Regions from separate parts of the Homo sapiens genome. Here region 2 is linked to region 1. Evidence: chromatin loops called from intact Hi-C (ENCODE). Cell type or tissue: CD14-positive monocyte. All regions are shown on one strand.

Evidence for each region. Hi-C counts contacts between places; a loop is a spot of excess contacts. Peaks named below come from ENCODE experiments on the same cell type or tissue, not always from the same donor. Only the 100,000 strongest peaks of a DNase experiment are listed, where the experiment ranks them.
Region 2: a loop joins it to region 1, with 5 times the contacts of the local background. A loop is called at or near these places in 8 of 110 quality-filtered maps.

The regions. Positions count from the first base shown.
Region 1 is chr11:63,041,876-63,049,875 of GRCh38, reverse strand. It overlaps the pseudogene TUBAP7. Among named protein-coding and RNA genes, the nearest start is that of SLC22A8, 30 kb to the right of the region's middle. In CD14-positive monocyte, no CTCF peak of the experiment used is centred here; no DNase peak of the experiment used is centred here.
Region 2 is chr11:63,720,251-63,728,250 of GRCh38, reverse strand. It overlaps RTN3 (reticulon 3), which reads right to left. Exons shown (of 9, transcript NM_001265589.2): 3 at 7,219-8,000. Among named protein-coding and RNA genes, the nearest start is that of RTN3, 43 kb to the right of the region's middle. In CD14-positive monocyte, no CTCF peak of the experiment used is centred here; no DNase peak of the experiment used is centred here; H3K27ac peaks cover 2,784 bases.

The DNA of each region.
Region 1 (8,000 bases):
GACCAATGGAACAAAATAGCCCACAAATAAGGCCACACATCTATGAGCATCTGATCTTCAACAAAGCTGACAAAAACAAGCAATGGGGAAAAGACTCCCTATTCAGTAAATGATGCTGGGATAACTGGCTAGCCATATGCAGAAGACCGAGGCTGGACCCCTTCCTTTCACTATACACAAAAATCAACTCAAAATGGATTAAAGACTTAAATGTAAAACCTAAAACTATAAAAACCCTGGAAGACAACCTAGGCTATACCAACCGGGACACAGGAACCGGCAAATATTTCATGACAAAGACAACAAAATCAATCACAATGAAAGCAAAAATTGATAAGTGGGATCTAATTAAACTAAAGAGCTCCTGCACAGCAAAAGAAACTCTTGACAGAGTAAACAGACGGTCTACAGAATGAGAGAAAAATTTTGCAAACTACGCATCTGACAAAGGTCTAATATCCATTATCTATAAGGGAATTAAAAAAATTTACAAGGGAAAAACAAACAACCCCATTAAAAAGCGGGCAAAGGACATGAACAGACACTTCTCAAAAGAAGTACAGCCAAGAAGCATATGAAAAAAGCTCAGTATCCCTTATCACTAGAGAAATGCAAATCAAAACCACAATGAGATACTATCTCATACTAGTCAGAATGGCTATTACTAAAGAGTCAAAAAATAACAGATGCTGGCAAGACTCAGTAGAAAATGGAACACTTATACACTGTTGGTGGGAGTGTAAATTAGTTCAAACATTGTGGAAAGCAGTATGGTGATTCCTCAAAAAGCTAAAAGCAGAACTACCATTCAACCTATCAATCCCATTATTGGGTATATACCCAGAGGAATATAAATCATTATACCATAAAGACCATGAATTATTGGAATTTCACATACTCACATGCAGTGTTCCACATTTCACACGTACGCATATGTTCACTGCAGCACTATTCACAATAGCAAAGACAAGGAATTAGCCTAAATGCCCGTCAATAACAGATTAGATAAAGAAAATGTGGTACATATACACCATGGAATACTATGCAGCCATAAAAAAGAATGAGATGATGTCTTTTGCAGGAACATGAATGGAGCCAGAAGCTATTATCCTTAGCAAGCTAATGCAGGAACAGAAAACCAAATACCACATATTCTCACTTTTCAGTGGGAGCTAAATGATAACTTATGAACACAAAGAAGGAAACAACAGACACCAGGTTCTACTTGAGGGTGGGAGTAGAAGGAGGGGGAGGAGCAGAAAAGATAACTAATTATTGGGTACTAGGCTTAATACCAGGGGGATGAAATAATCTGTACAACAAACCCCCATGACACATGTTTAGCTATGTAACAAACCTTCACAGGTACCCCCAAACCTAAAAGTTAAAAAATACATTAATTAATTAATTAAAATGAGTAAATTAAAAAAGAAAGGACTTCATTTCAAGGAGAAGCATAAAGAGGGAAGGGATGGAAAGAATAAAGGGGAAGAATGGTTAATTGAAATAGTTGAGTATGTGAAATTCCAATAATTCATAATAACATTCAAAAGAGAAAAGTTAATACAAAGTATGCAAAAAGGGGAGTTACAAATACCAAAATTAAAGGTGAATGATTACTTTTTGTTGATTTAAAACAAGCAGAAGATTTTTTTCTTTGAACTTTTATTTTATTTTCTTAATCATGAAAGGAGACTGCTTATTCCTAAAGTTTTGCAATAAACATAGTAAATAGGCTCCAGGCAGTTGTTCTAGTCTCCCTTATCCTTGTCCTCATATAAGTTGATGCTTACTTTCTCATAATCCTTCTCCAGCACACCCATATCCTCCAGGGCCTCAGAGAACTCTCCCTCCTCCATGCCTTTGCCCACATCCCAGTGCACAAACGCCCTCTTGGCATACATCAGGTTGAACTTGTGGCCCGGGCAGGCCCAGGCCTCAGCGATAGTGATCATGTTGCTCAGCATGCACATGGCATGCTGCACCTTGGCCAGGTCACCACCAGGCACCACAGTGGGCTACTGGTAGTTGATACCAACCTTGAAGCCCATGGGGAACCAGTCCACAAACTGAATGCTACACTTGGTCTTGATGGTGGCAATGGCAGTATAAACATCCTTGAACATCACATCTCCACGGTACAGCAGGCAGCAGCCCATGTACTTGCTATGCCGGGGGTCACACTTCTCCATCTGGTTGGTAAGCTCAAAGCAGGCTTTGAGGATCTTGGCCACCGACAGCTGTTCATGGTATACCTTCTCTACAGAGATGATGAGTGAGTAGGTGGCCGGGGGAAGTGGATGTGAGGGTAAGGTGTGAGGTTGGTCTGGAACTTCATCAGGTCCACATTGAGGGGCCCATCAAAGTGCAGAGAAGATGTGACAGAGGAGATGATTTGGTAATGTGGCAGTTGAGGTTGGCTGAGGTTGGATGCTCGATGTCCAGGTTGCAGCGGCAAATGTCATAGATGGCTTCATTGTCCACCATGAAGGCACAGTCTGAGTGCTCCAGGGTAGTGTGAGTGATCAGGATGAAATTTTAGAGCTGGACCACAATTATAGACAGCTGTGGGGGCTGAGTAGATAAAGAATTCCAGCTTGGATTTCTTGCCGTAGTCAACAGAAAGCCACTCCATGCGGAGTGAGGTGAAGTCAGAGCCAGTGCCCCCAACAAAGCTGTGGAACACCAGGAAGTCCTGAGGTTCTGTGCAGTGGTCAGAAGCTTGCAGATCTGGTCTATCCCCAGGTCAGTGATCCCCTGGCCAATGGTATAGTGACTACAGGCATAGTTGTTGGCAGCATCCTCTTTCCCAGTAATGAGTTGCTCTGGGTGGAAGAGCTGTCAGTTTGGGACATCAGATCTCATCAATGACCACAGGCTCCAGATCCACAAAATCTGGCTGGGGCACATGTTTTCCAGCACCGGTTTCACACAAGAAGGTGGTGAAGAAGTCATCCTCTCCACCAATGACCTTGTCACTGGGCATCTGTCCATCAAGCTGAGTCTAATGTTTCAGGCAGTAGAGCTCCCAGCAGGCATTGCCCATCTGGACACCTGCCTGCCATATGTGGACTGAGATGCATTCACACATGGTGAGTCCGGGCAGTGTATCTGACATAGAGTCATGGTGACAGGTGTCAGTGAGAACTGAATTTTTAAGTTCAAGGAGTATATGTGCAGGTTTGTTACACGAGTAAACTGCATGTTGCAGGGGTTTGGTGTACAGATAATTTTGTCACCCAGGTAATCAGCATAATACCCCATAGTTTTTTAATCCTCACCTTCCTCCCACTCTCCACCTTCAAGTAGGCCCCAGAATCTATTATTCCCTTCTTTGTGTCCATATGTACTCAATGTGTAGCTCCCACTTATAAGTGAGAATATGCAGTATTTGGTTTTCCATTCCTGTGTTAATTTGCTTAGGACAATGGCCTTCAGGTCCAACCATGTTGCTACAAAAACATGATTTCGTTCTTTTTTATGGCTGCATAGTATTCCATGGTATATATGTACCACATTTTCTTTATCCAGTCCACCACTGATGGGCATCTAGGTTGATTCCATGTCTTTGCTACTGTGAACAGTGCTGTGATAAACATGCACTTGCATGTGTCTTTATGATAGAAAGATTTATATTCCTTTGGGTATATATCCAGTAATGGGATTGCAGGGTCAAATGGTAGCATCTTTTAAGTTCTTTGAGAAATCTCCAGACTGCTTTCTACAGTGGCTGAACTAATTTATATTTCCACCACGTATACGTTTTCCCTTTTCTCTACAACCTCGCCAACATCTGTTATTTTCTGTTAACAGGTGTTAATAATAACATCTGTTATTATTTTTTAATAATAACCATTCTGACTGGTGTGAAATGGCATCCCATCATGGTTTTGATTTACATCTCCCTGATGATTAGTGATATTGAGCATTTTTTCATATGCTTGTTGGCCATCTATATGTCTTCTTTTGAGAAGTATCTATTCATGTCCTTTGCCCATTTATAAATGGGGGGTTGTTTGTTTTTTGCTTGTTGATTTGCTTAAGTTCCTTATAGATTCTGGATGTTAGGCCTCTGTCAGATGTATGGTTTATAAACATTTTCTCCCATTCTGTAGGTTGTCTATTTGCTCTCTTGATAATGTCTTCTGTGCAGAAGTTCTTTCGTTTAATTAGATCCCCCTTGTCAATTTTTGGTTTTGTGGCAATTGCTTTTGGAGTCTTCATTATGAAGTCTTTGCCAGAGCCAATGTCCAAAATTGTATTTCCTAGGTTCTCTTCTACAGTTTTTATAGTTTTAGGTTTTACGCTTAAGTTTTAATCCAACCTGAGTTGATTTTTGTATATGATGAAAGGTAGGGGTCCAGTTTCAATCTTCTGCATATGGCTAGCCAGTTATCCCAGCACCATTTATTGAACAGGGAGCCCTTTCCCCTTTGCTTGTTTTTGTTGACCTTGTCAAAGATCAGGTGGTTGTACGTATATAGCTTTATTTCTGGGTTCTTGCCCTGTTCCACTGGGCCTTTGTATCTGTTTTTGTACCAGTACTATGTTTTTGGTTACTGTAGCCTTGTAGTATAACTTGAAGTTGAGTAGTGTGATGCCTTCAGCTTTGTTCTTTTTGCTTAGGATTGCTTTGGCTATTCAAGCTCTTTTTTAATTCCAAATGCATTTTAGAACAATTTGTTCTAATTCTGTGAAAAAAAAGTCTTTGGTAATTTGATAGTACTATCATTGGGTCTATAAATTGCTTTGAACAGGATGGCCATTTTAACAATATTTATTCTTCCTAGCCATAAGCATGGAATAGTTTTCCCATTTTTGTTTGTGTCATCTCTGATTTCTTTGAGCAGCATTTTGTAATTCTGGTTGTAGAGATCTTCCACCTCCCTGGTTAGCTGTATTCCTAGGTATTTTATTCTTTTTATGGCTACTATAAATGAGATTGTGTTCTTGATTTGGCTCTCAGTTTGGCTGTTATTGGTATATAGAAATGCTACTGATCTTCAGGCCTGGCACGGTGGCTCATTCCTGTAATCCCACCACTTTGGGAGGCCGAGGCATGTGGTTCACGAGGTCAGGAGATCAAAACCATCCTGGCCAACACGGTGAAACTCTGTCTCTACTAAAAATACAAAAAATTAGTCAGGCATGGTGGGATGCACCTGTAGTCCCAGCTACTCAGGAGGCTGAGGCAGGAGAATTGCTTAGAATCCTGGAGGCAGAGGTTGCAGTGAGCAGAGATTGTGCCACTGCACTCCAGCAGCCTGGGTGACAGAGCAAGACTCCGTCTCAAAAAAAAAAAAAAAAACAGAAATGCTACTGATTTTCATTCATTGATTTTTGCTGAAGTTGTTTATCAGATCTAGGAGCCTTTGGGCAGAGACTATGGAGGCTTCTAGGTATATAATCATATCATCTGTGAAGAAAGGTCATTTGACTTCTCTTCCTGTGTGGATGCCCAATTTTCTCTTGCCTGATTGCCCTGGCCAAGACTTCTCTACTCTGTTTAATAGGAGTGGTGAGAATGGGCATCCTTGTCTTATTCTGGTTCTCAAGAGGAATGCTTCCAGCTTTTGCCCATTCTGTATGATACTGGCTGTGGGCTTTTCAGTGGTGGCTTTTATTATTTTGAGGTATGTTCGTTTGATGCTTAGTTTGTTGAGGATTTTTAATATAAAGTGATGTTGAATTATATCAAAGGCCTCTTCTGCATCTATTGAGATAATCACGTGGTTTTTGTTTTTAGTTCTGTTTATATGATGAGTCACATTTATTGATTTGCATATGTTGAAGCAACCTTGCATTCCAGGAATAAAGTCTACTTAATCATGGTGGATTAGCTTTTTGATGTGTTGCTGGATTTGGTTTGTTAGTGTTTTGCTGATAATTTTTGCATCTATGTCCATCAGAGATATTGGCCTGAAGTTTTTTTTCCATTGTGTCTCTGCCAGATTTTGGTATCAGAATGATGCTGGCCTCATAGAATGAGTTAAAGACAAGTCCCTTCTCCTTGATTTTTAGGAATAGTTTCAGTAGGAATGGTACCGGCTCTTCTTTATACATCTGGTAGAATTCGGCTGTGAATTCGTCTGGTCCAGCACTTTTGTCTTCTTGGTAGGTTTCTTTTGTTATTGATTCTATTTCAGAACTTGTTATTGGTCTGCTCAAGGTTTTCTTTTCTTCCGGGTTCAATTTAGAGTGGTTGTATGTTTTCAGGAATTTATCCATTTCTTCTAGGTTTTCTAATTGTATGCATTGAGGTATTTATAATAGTCTCTGAGGGTTTTTGTATTTCTGTGGGGCCAGTGGTAATGCTCCCTTTGTCATTTATGATTCTGTTTTTAGGGATCTTCTCTCTTTTTTATTAGTCTGGCTAGTCTATCAATCTTATTTTTTCAAACAACCAGCTTTTGGTTTCAATTATCTTACATATGGTTTTTCTCATCTCCATTCCATCCAATTCCACTCGGATTTTGGTTATTATTTTCTTAAGTAGAAGAATATTTATATACCTGGACTTTTTGTTTCTTCTAGTAAATATATGTCTGTCTATAAGTAATTAATATGCACTGAATTCCATTTGTGTATGTAAAGAAGGGTATAAGCCAAATAGCCTGGAAAGAGTAGGAGGCATATGAAGAACAGGAGGGACTAACCAGCATCAATTGTAAATCAAGTAATTTATTCAACAGTGAATCAGCATAGATGGTCAAACAAAATGGCCAAGTGCGAGTGGTAGGTGTCAACAGTGTATTGCAAAGTGATTCATCAGTTATATAAAAAAAAGAACAGAACTAACTCCCCAAACTTCATCACGCATCTCCTAGGAGATGAAACTTCCACATGGCACTACTAAATATAAAAAGATGCTAATAAGGCAAACAAAAGTTTTTAATAATACTAACATATCAGTTATGCATAATCATAATGATAGGACACCACTATAGGGGATTCTAAAAGTGCATCCCTGGGGGAGGTTCCAGGCTATAAAATCCAAAAATCTAGTTGACATAACAAGTTAAGTTTAACTACAAAGAAGGAAGCAAAGCCTGATGACCAGTGGCTTGGGTCTGAATCACCTTGGAAATCCCCTGCCCTGACAAAAGCCCAGATTATTTAGCTCAGATTTGTTTTTTTAAGACAGAGTTTTGCTCTTGTTGCCCAGTCTGGTACAATCTTGGCTCACTGCAACCTCTGCCTTCTAGTTTCAAGCGATTCTCCTGACTCGGTCTCCCGAGTAGCTGGGATTACAGGCACCCACCATATTTTTGTATTTTTAGTAGAGACAGGGTTTCACCATATTGGCCAGGCTGGTCTCGAACTCCTGACCTCGTGATCCCCCACCTCGGCCTCCCAAAGTGCTGGGATTACAGGCGTGAGCCACCACGCCCGGCCTTAACTGAGATTATTTAACCTCAGCTGGTTTAAGAATTTGTGGCAGAGGGGAAGTTCCAAGATGGCCGAACAGCAACAGCTCCAGTCTACAGCTGCCAGCATAAGCCACACGGAAGATGGGTGATTTCTGCATTTCCAACTGAGGTACCGGGTTCATCTCACTGGGGCTTGTCAGACAGTGGGTGCAGGACAGTGGGTGCAGCCCACTGTGCATGACCCAAAGCAGGGCAAGGCATCATCTCACCCGGGAAGTGCAAGGGGTCAGTGAATTCCCTTTCCTGGCCAATGGAAGCTGTGACAGATGGCACTTGGAAAATTGGGTCACTCCCACCCTAATACTGAGCTTTTCCAATGGTCTTAGCAAATGGCACACCAGGAGGTTATATCCCACGCCTGGCTTGGAGGGTCCCACGCCCACGGAGTCTCACTCATTGCTAGCACAGCAGTCTGAGATCAAACTGCAAGGCGGCAGTGAGGCTGGGGGAGGGGTGCCTGCCATTGCTGAGGCTTGAGTAGGTAAACAAAGCGACCAGGAAGCTTGAAATGGGTGGAGCCCACTGCAGCTCAAGGAGGCCTGCCTGCCTCTGGAGACTCCACCTCTGAAG
Region 2 (8,000 bases), 680 kb before region 1:
CCAAAGATTGAAAGAGCTTCCTTGGTTGGGAATCCTTTGCACATGTTATCACGCATCACTGTAAAAGAATTAAGTACATCCCTGTATGACTCCATTCAATACCTGGAAGCTTGCATCTGATCTCTCCTAGATTTTATCCCGTGTGTCTTTTCCTCTGGCCAATTCTAACCTATGTCCTTTTGCTGTAATAAACCATTAACTGCTAGTTTACAGTTTATGAGTCCTATGGGTCCTTCTAGCAAATCACTGGCCCTGATGGTTATCTTGGGGACCCCGACACATACACCAAGGTATGGTTTTCTTTGTAATTATCCTAGTAGGTGGTGTTTGATGAGCGTCTTTCATCAGTAAATGTGCCTTTCATAAAATTTAAGAAAATTTCAGCCATTTTATCTTTAAATATGTCCTTCTCCAGTCTCTCTCTCACTTTCCTCTCCTGCTAGGACTCCAATTATAAAAAATAGGTTTTGCAGGTCTCGCACTCCTGGGCTCAAGTGATCCTCCTGCCTCGGCCTCCCTAAGTGCTGAAGTGGTGGGATTACAGACGTGAGCCACTGTGCCTGGCCAAAGTTAGGTCTTTTGATATTGTCCCACAGGGTTCTGAAGCTCTGGTGACACTTTTAAAAAATATGTGTTCTTTCTGTTCTTTAGTATGCTATCAAGTTCACCAGCTTCTTCCCCTGTCATCTCCATTTTGCTGTTAAGGTCACCTGCTGAATTTTAATTTCAGTGGTTATATTTTACAGTTCTAGAATCCCCACCTGACTCTTTTTTGTTTCGATTTCTAGGTTGAGATTTTCTTTTTTATTCAATACAAGAATATTTCCCTTTACTTCTTTGAGTGATTAAAATGAAAACCCTTAAAATCCTGACTCCTAATTCCAACACATGCAGTTAGTTTCTATCGATTGTCTCTTTTTCTTCAGACTGAGTTATAATTTCTTGGTTCTTAAAACATGTAGTTTTGGATTATATCCTGGACATTGTGAATATTATGCTGTACAAATTCCAGACTGTGTTCTATTCCTCTGGAGAGTATCATTACTTTTGTTTTAACATGTAATAAATTTGGTTAGATTCAAACTGCAAACTTTTTTTTTCAAGATAGAGTCTTACTCTGTCACCCAGGCTGGAGTGCAGTGGTGCGATCTGCACCCCTGACCTCCCTGGGCTCAGGGACTACAGGCACAGGCCACCATGCCTGGCTTAATTTTGTATTTTTTAGTGGAGATGGGGTTTCACCATGCTGCCCAGGCTGGCCTTGAACTCTTGGGCTCAAGTGATCCACCTGCTTCAGCCTCCTGAAGTACTGGGATTACAGGCATGAGCCACTGTGCCTGGCCTTCAAACTACAAACTCGGCTCACTTCTTCTTTTTTTTTTTTTTTTTCAGACGGAGTCTTACTCTGTCACCCAGGCTGTAGTGCAATGGCATGATCTTGGCTCACTGCAACCTCCACCCCCAGGGGTTCAAGCGATTCTCCTGCCTCAGCCACCTGAGTAGGTGGGATTACAGGCGCCTGCCAATGTGCCCGGCTAATTTTTGTATTTTTAGTAGAGATGGGGTTTCACCAGCTTGACCAGGCTGGTCTTGAACTCCTGATCTCGTGATCCACCCGCCTTGGCCTCCCAAAGTGCTGGGATTACAGGCGTGGGCCATTGCACCCGGCCCAGTTCACTTCTTTCATCTCTAGTTGTGCTGCTTATAATCTTTTGTGTTAAGTGTGGTTTACAATTAAACAGAGGCTTAAACACAGTTTATTTTATCTACAGAATTTTAGGCTGTCACTCTCTGGATCTCTCCCTTCCAAGATTCCTCCTCCCCTTACATTCCACTGACTCAGTGGTTGTGGCTGACCCAAATGCTGTCCACTGCTTAGGTTTTCTATGAAGGTTTAAGCCAGCCTGTCAGGTGCCCACTTCAGCCTGTCCTCTAGCTAAAAGCAGTAAAAATAAAAAACTAATTTCATGCTGTCTCTTCTTACATGTGTCAACTCTCTTTCAGAATCTGACTGCTCCCGTTCATCCTCCAGTGCCTTCGGGTCTTTGTTTTTTAAAAATTTTGTCCAGTTATATGCAGGAAGGTCAGGTCCAGTAAAAGCCTACTTGGCCATAAGAAAAGAAAACCATTCTGACATTGCTTTTAAAAATTACTTCAGATTCCCTGTATATGTAGGTATATAGATTCATTTTTTTTCTTTATGGAATCTTTCTAGCATAGATTCACTTTAAATGATACCAAGATAGGAATTATTTTGTATTCCTTGTTTGGTAACTCTTTTCATTCCACTTTAGCACCCACCATCTGCTGGGTGCTGAACAATGTAGTTTTTACTAATAAATTACGAACATTTTTACATAACAGAAGACACTAACTTTGACAGTAACTAGAAAAATAAGGCACAGAGCTAGAAGTGAAACTGATAAGCAGTAGCACCCTAACGCTGGGGAAATAGTCACATATGTGTAAAAACAGACAAGTATAACAACGTTAACTTAAGGCCGGGCGCGGTGGCTCATGCCTGTAATTCCAGCACTTTGGGAGGCCGAGGCGGGCGGATCACGAGGCCAGGAGATTGAGACCATCCTGGCTAACACAGTGAAACCCCGACTCTACTAAAAATACAAAAATAAAATTAGCTGGGCGTGGTAGCAGGCGCCTGTAGTCCCAGCTACTCAGGAGGCTGAGGCGGGAGAATGGCATGAACCCGGGAGGCGGAGCTTGCAGTGAGCGGAGATTGCACCACTGCACTCCAGCCTGGGCGACAGAGTGAAACTCCTCCATCTCAAAAAAGAAAAAGAAAAAGGAAAAAAAAAAAGAAGAATGTTAACTTCAGCGCTGTCTATAATAGCAAAAAATAGGAAAGAATCTAAATCCTTACCAAAAGAAAATAATATATTCATATAATGGATTACTACATAGCTGTTAAAATGAATAAATTATATAAATTCCAACATGAAAGAAGTTTAAAAACCTAATGTTGAATGGAAAACGTTATACAACAAACATGATAACATGAATGAATGGTTAAAAAGCATAAAACAATACAAACACATTTATTTAAAATAAACTGGAAGGATGTACCAGGTCCATGACGGTGTTACGTCTGGGGAAGGGGAGATGGAGGGCGTGGCCAGGTGGTAATCAAAGAGTCCTTTAGTTTGGAAGCAAATATGACTACCAATGCTAACAATTAACATAAGTTAATTCTACATATAGAGAAGATATGGGTGTAGGCTGCCTTTGTACTTTTCTATATTTTTCCATTTCTTAAAAAAAAAAAAAACAAAACTTTAACAACTTCAATGACTGTGTAATATTCGATTGCACAGTTATACCATAATATACTCAACCAATCTCTAATTGTTAAGACACCGAGATATCTGCCACTATCATAAACTGTGCTATAATGAACATCTGTGTAGTTATTTTTGCACATTTTTAAAAAAGGATAAATTCCAGCTGGGTTCCGTGGCTCACGCCTGTAATCTCAGTATTTTGGGAAGCCAAGGCGGGCGGATCACGAGGTCAGGAGTTCGAGACCAGCCTGGCCAATATAGTGAAACTCCGTCTTTACTAATAATACAAAAAATTAGCCGGGCGTGGTGGCAGGCACCTGTAATCCCAGCTACTTGGGAGGCTGAGGCAGGAGAATCGCTTGAACCCGGGAGGTGGAGGTTGCAGTGACCCGAGATCGTGCCATTGCACTCCAGCCTGGGCAACACGGTGAGACTCTGTCTTTAAAAAAAAAAAAAAAAAAAAAAAAGGGCCGGGCACGGGTGGCTCACGCCTGTAATCCCAGCACTTTGGGAGGCCGAGGTGGGCAGATCACCAGGTCAGGAGATTGAGGCCATCCTGGCTAACATGGTGAAACCCCGTCTGTACTAAAAAATACAAAAAATTAGCCGGGCGTGGTAGCAGGCGCCCGTAATCCCAGCTACTCGGGAGGCTGAGGCAGGAGAATGGCGTGAACCCGGGAGGCAGAGCTTGCAGTGAGCCGAGATTGCGCCACTGCACTCCAGCCTGGGCGACAGAGCGAGACTCTGTCTCAAAAAAAAAAAAAAAAAAAAAAAAAAAGAATTCCTAAAAACAAGATTGCTAGGGCAGTTCTAGGTCTGTTACATATTGCCAACTGCCTTCCAGAAAGGCTGTAACAATTTACATGTACTTCACCAAACTATATGCTTATTTCCTTGCATCCTGCCAATCTGGATACTAAAACACAAAAAACTATCTTCACTACACTAGGTATGTGAGAGGCAGGGATCTGATTTTCTTCCCCAAACTATGAGAGTCTATCATAACTTAATTACTCAGCAACCAACTATAATATGATAAAGGCTTCATTACAAGCTGTTACATAATATACCATAAAATAGCAAAAACAAACAGAAAACCACTAATTCTTTCATTGTTTCTTTTGCCTATTTTCCCAAACAACTTAAGGCAGAATATAATTAAAGCACTGTTTTTACCTTAGAAAGGAAGAATATGCAGATACACGTATTTAAAACTAGACAATCGGCTGTGTGTGGTGGCTCAGGCCTGTAAATCCCAGCACTTTGAGAGGCCAACGCAGGCGGATCACTTGAAGCCAGGAGTTTGAGAGACCAGCCTGGCCAACATGGTGAAACCCCATCTCTAGTAAAAATACAAAAAATTAGCTGGGCGTGGTGGCACACGCCTGTAATCCCAGCTACTCGGAAGGCTGAGGCAGGAGAGTCGCTTGAACCCTGGAGGTGGAGGTTGCAGTGAGCCGAGATCGCGCCACTGCACTCCAGCCTGGGCAACAGAGTGAGACTCTGTCTCAAAAAATTAAAAAAAAAAAAAAAAAGATAAATAAATAAAACTAGACACTGATGCATTTTACTGAAATGGTTTATGTTTTTATTTATTTATTTCACTGCAATGAAATGGATTATATTTTTAAAGATTTATTCATAAATAAGACAATTTTAAAAGGTTTTCACTTTTGAAAGCTGCAAGAAAGGCCTTTAAACTTCTTGGTCTAACTATACCGGTCTTCTTTAATTACAATCTAAAAACATACACTAATCATAGACTTTGGTCAGTGACAAATATCCTGAACTTCCATAGCCCTTTACATCTCTCACGCTAGATTAAATAATTCAGTTGATAATCACTAATAATTAGCATTTACACAGCACTTTATTTACTGCAACATACAAAGCAGGGCAAAATAATGATCATCACATTAACAAAGGAAGATGCTGAACCAATTAGACTAGTCATCTAAGGTCATGCTAAAACAGGAATTTGCCAGAATTAGACACTGGAGTTCTTGTAGCATAATTCCTATATGCCTTATTGCCCAAAAGTTACTACCTGTAAGAATTATGACAACTGAGGAAGAAATCTAGAATGTACCAGAGCCAGAGAATCATATTATTTAAATGATAATTGAAGACCATCTACTTCACTTTACATCCTCACTTTACAGATATTAAAACTGAGGCCCCCGAAAGGTTATGTAAGTTACTTGTTCAAAGTCATACTTCTAGACACAGCACAGCAAGAATTAGAACCTAGTACTCTTTAATCCAAATTCAGTGAGCTTCAAATGCTAGAGTATAAGAGCTATCCTTAATTGGTAATTCAAAATTTTTGGTTTATCAAAAAGCCTCAATGTCTTTCACTGATAATTGTTAGTGAAATAATTCATATCATTCATTCAACAAATAATTATCCAGTACTACTTATGTGGCAGGCCCTGTATTTGGTGCTAAATCTGACTGCATATTTACTATGTGCTAGGCACTGTATTACCTGCATTTTCATATTTAATCCTCACAATACCATTGTAAGGTTAAGTACAATTTATCTATTTTAAATATTAAAACTTAAAAAGATAAATCTACCTACAGTTTCCAGTAAGAAAATGCCTTTATAAAAAGGCACAAAATCAAACACAAAATACATTTAGCCTAACAAAAATCTAATTTTCTTGTAAATACTACAACTCTGTGTATGATTTCATTTGATAAAAGATCTATAATCAAATAGTTTAAAAACCACAGACCTCTACATAGCACCTAACACTGACCATACAGTAGATGTAAAACTTGGTATTACATTAAAGGATGGGGGTCCCTTGTAGAGGGGCTTGAAAGATCCTTTTTTTTTCTTGTACTTTCCAAGATCCCAGAATAGACAGCATTTGCAGTAATCTAACTGAAAGCCACTTGCTAGAAAAGTGATCATTTGAAATAGATAAAAGACAAGAGAAGGGGTTTCTGGTACCATCTAATAATGAGTTTTGGCCTGAAGAATATTAAATAAGATAGAAAGTAGAAGAATGCATGAGTTCTCCTAAGCATTACTCACAAAATAGTACTACAATACTGGTTACCTACTTTCAGAGCATAAAATCTCTATAGTATACGATCACATTAATTAAAAGTTTCATTTACTATCTTTCCCAGCAGGAATTCCTTTATCTTTGATTGCTAAGATTCCACAAAGCACATATCAAAAAATCCAAGTGCTAAAAAGTATGACAATTATGGAGATTTAAAAACAAGCTTTGTAAATAAGTAAGAACCTGATGATATTAGATTCTCACCTAATATCACCTTAGGGGCAACCTATAAGAAAAGAAGTACCTTGAAATATAACTGGAGCATAGAAAAAAAATTTTCTTTTTTTTTTTTTTTTTGAGACAGAGTCTTGCTCTGTCACCCAGGCTGGAGTGTACTGGCGCGATCTCATCTCACTGCAAGCTCTGCCTCCCGGGTTTACGCCATTCTCCTGCCTCAGCCTCCCAAGCAGCTGGGACTACAGGCGCCCGCCACCACGTCCAGCTAATTTTTCTGTATTTTTAGTAGAGACGGGGTTTCACCGTGTTAGCCAGGATGGTCTCAATCTCCTGACCTTGTGATCCGCCCGTCTCGGCCTCCCAAAGTGCTGGGATTATAGGCGTGAGCCACCGTACCCAGCGAGCATAGAAAAAATATTTAGGGGAAGATTAATGTTACAAAGTGGTCTACTGCTTTGGGAAATATTGATATTAAGGAAACCAAATCAAGCAATCATTTAAAAAAAGACAGGAGAAGAATCTGCCTTTCCCATCATACAGCATATTGTTTTTGTATTTTAGCCATAATTTTGTAGGTATAAATCAGACTAACATAAATGGCACGCTGATAAGTAATCAATCACAGAATTAACCACATGCAGTATTCTAATATAAATGGTTACCTGAGAAGTCTGTCAGAAGTCTTGCTAGGACATGCTTTTTTACCAATTCAGTCTTGCTAAGGCTGGAAACAGCATCTACCCTAGTAGTTTCTCTGATAGTGATGGGCTTCTGGGAAATCCCAAGATCAGATCCATTCTTGACATTACGTTCTAGGATGTCATATGATCTCTGTGGCCAAGATTCTGGAGCAAATGTGAAAGTTTGCTTCAGTACTTCTTCAGAAGGCAATTCTGCGTCACGCTGTGCAGAAGTTGACTTCTCAACCTGTCTTTCACCTAATTCTTTAAGAGCCTTAATTGTGAGCTGTTCTTGTTCTAAGTCAAGAGATGCTACTGGAGTACCTTGGGTAGGGAAAACACCTAGAGGCTCACTTCCATTTGTTTCTTTGCTTTGTTCACTGTATTTGCTTCCAATGTCTTTAATTTCAGAACCACCGGACTCATTTTCATGTAAGACTTCTACAGGAGGAGTTGTTTTAAAGTCTGTCATCTTCTCTGATATTGCTTTAAAAGCATTTCTTTCACTATCTACTATTCCTTTATCTCTGGTTTCTGTAAAGGCTGCTATCAGGTCCTCTGGGGAGGAATCATCTATATGTTTAACATTTTTCCCATGTAATGACTCCAAATAGGCAGATGTTGTCACATTTAATGAGAATTCTGTCTCATTAAAAACATTTGGAGACACTGTTGAAGGAAGTTTGGGGTTCTCAGTAGTAATAGGCTTTTCAGGAGCAACTTCACTCACATCTTCTAAGGAGACATTCGTATCGGGTACTTTT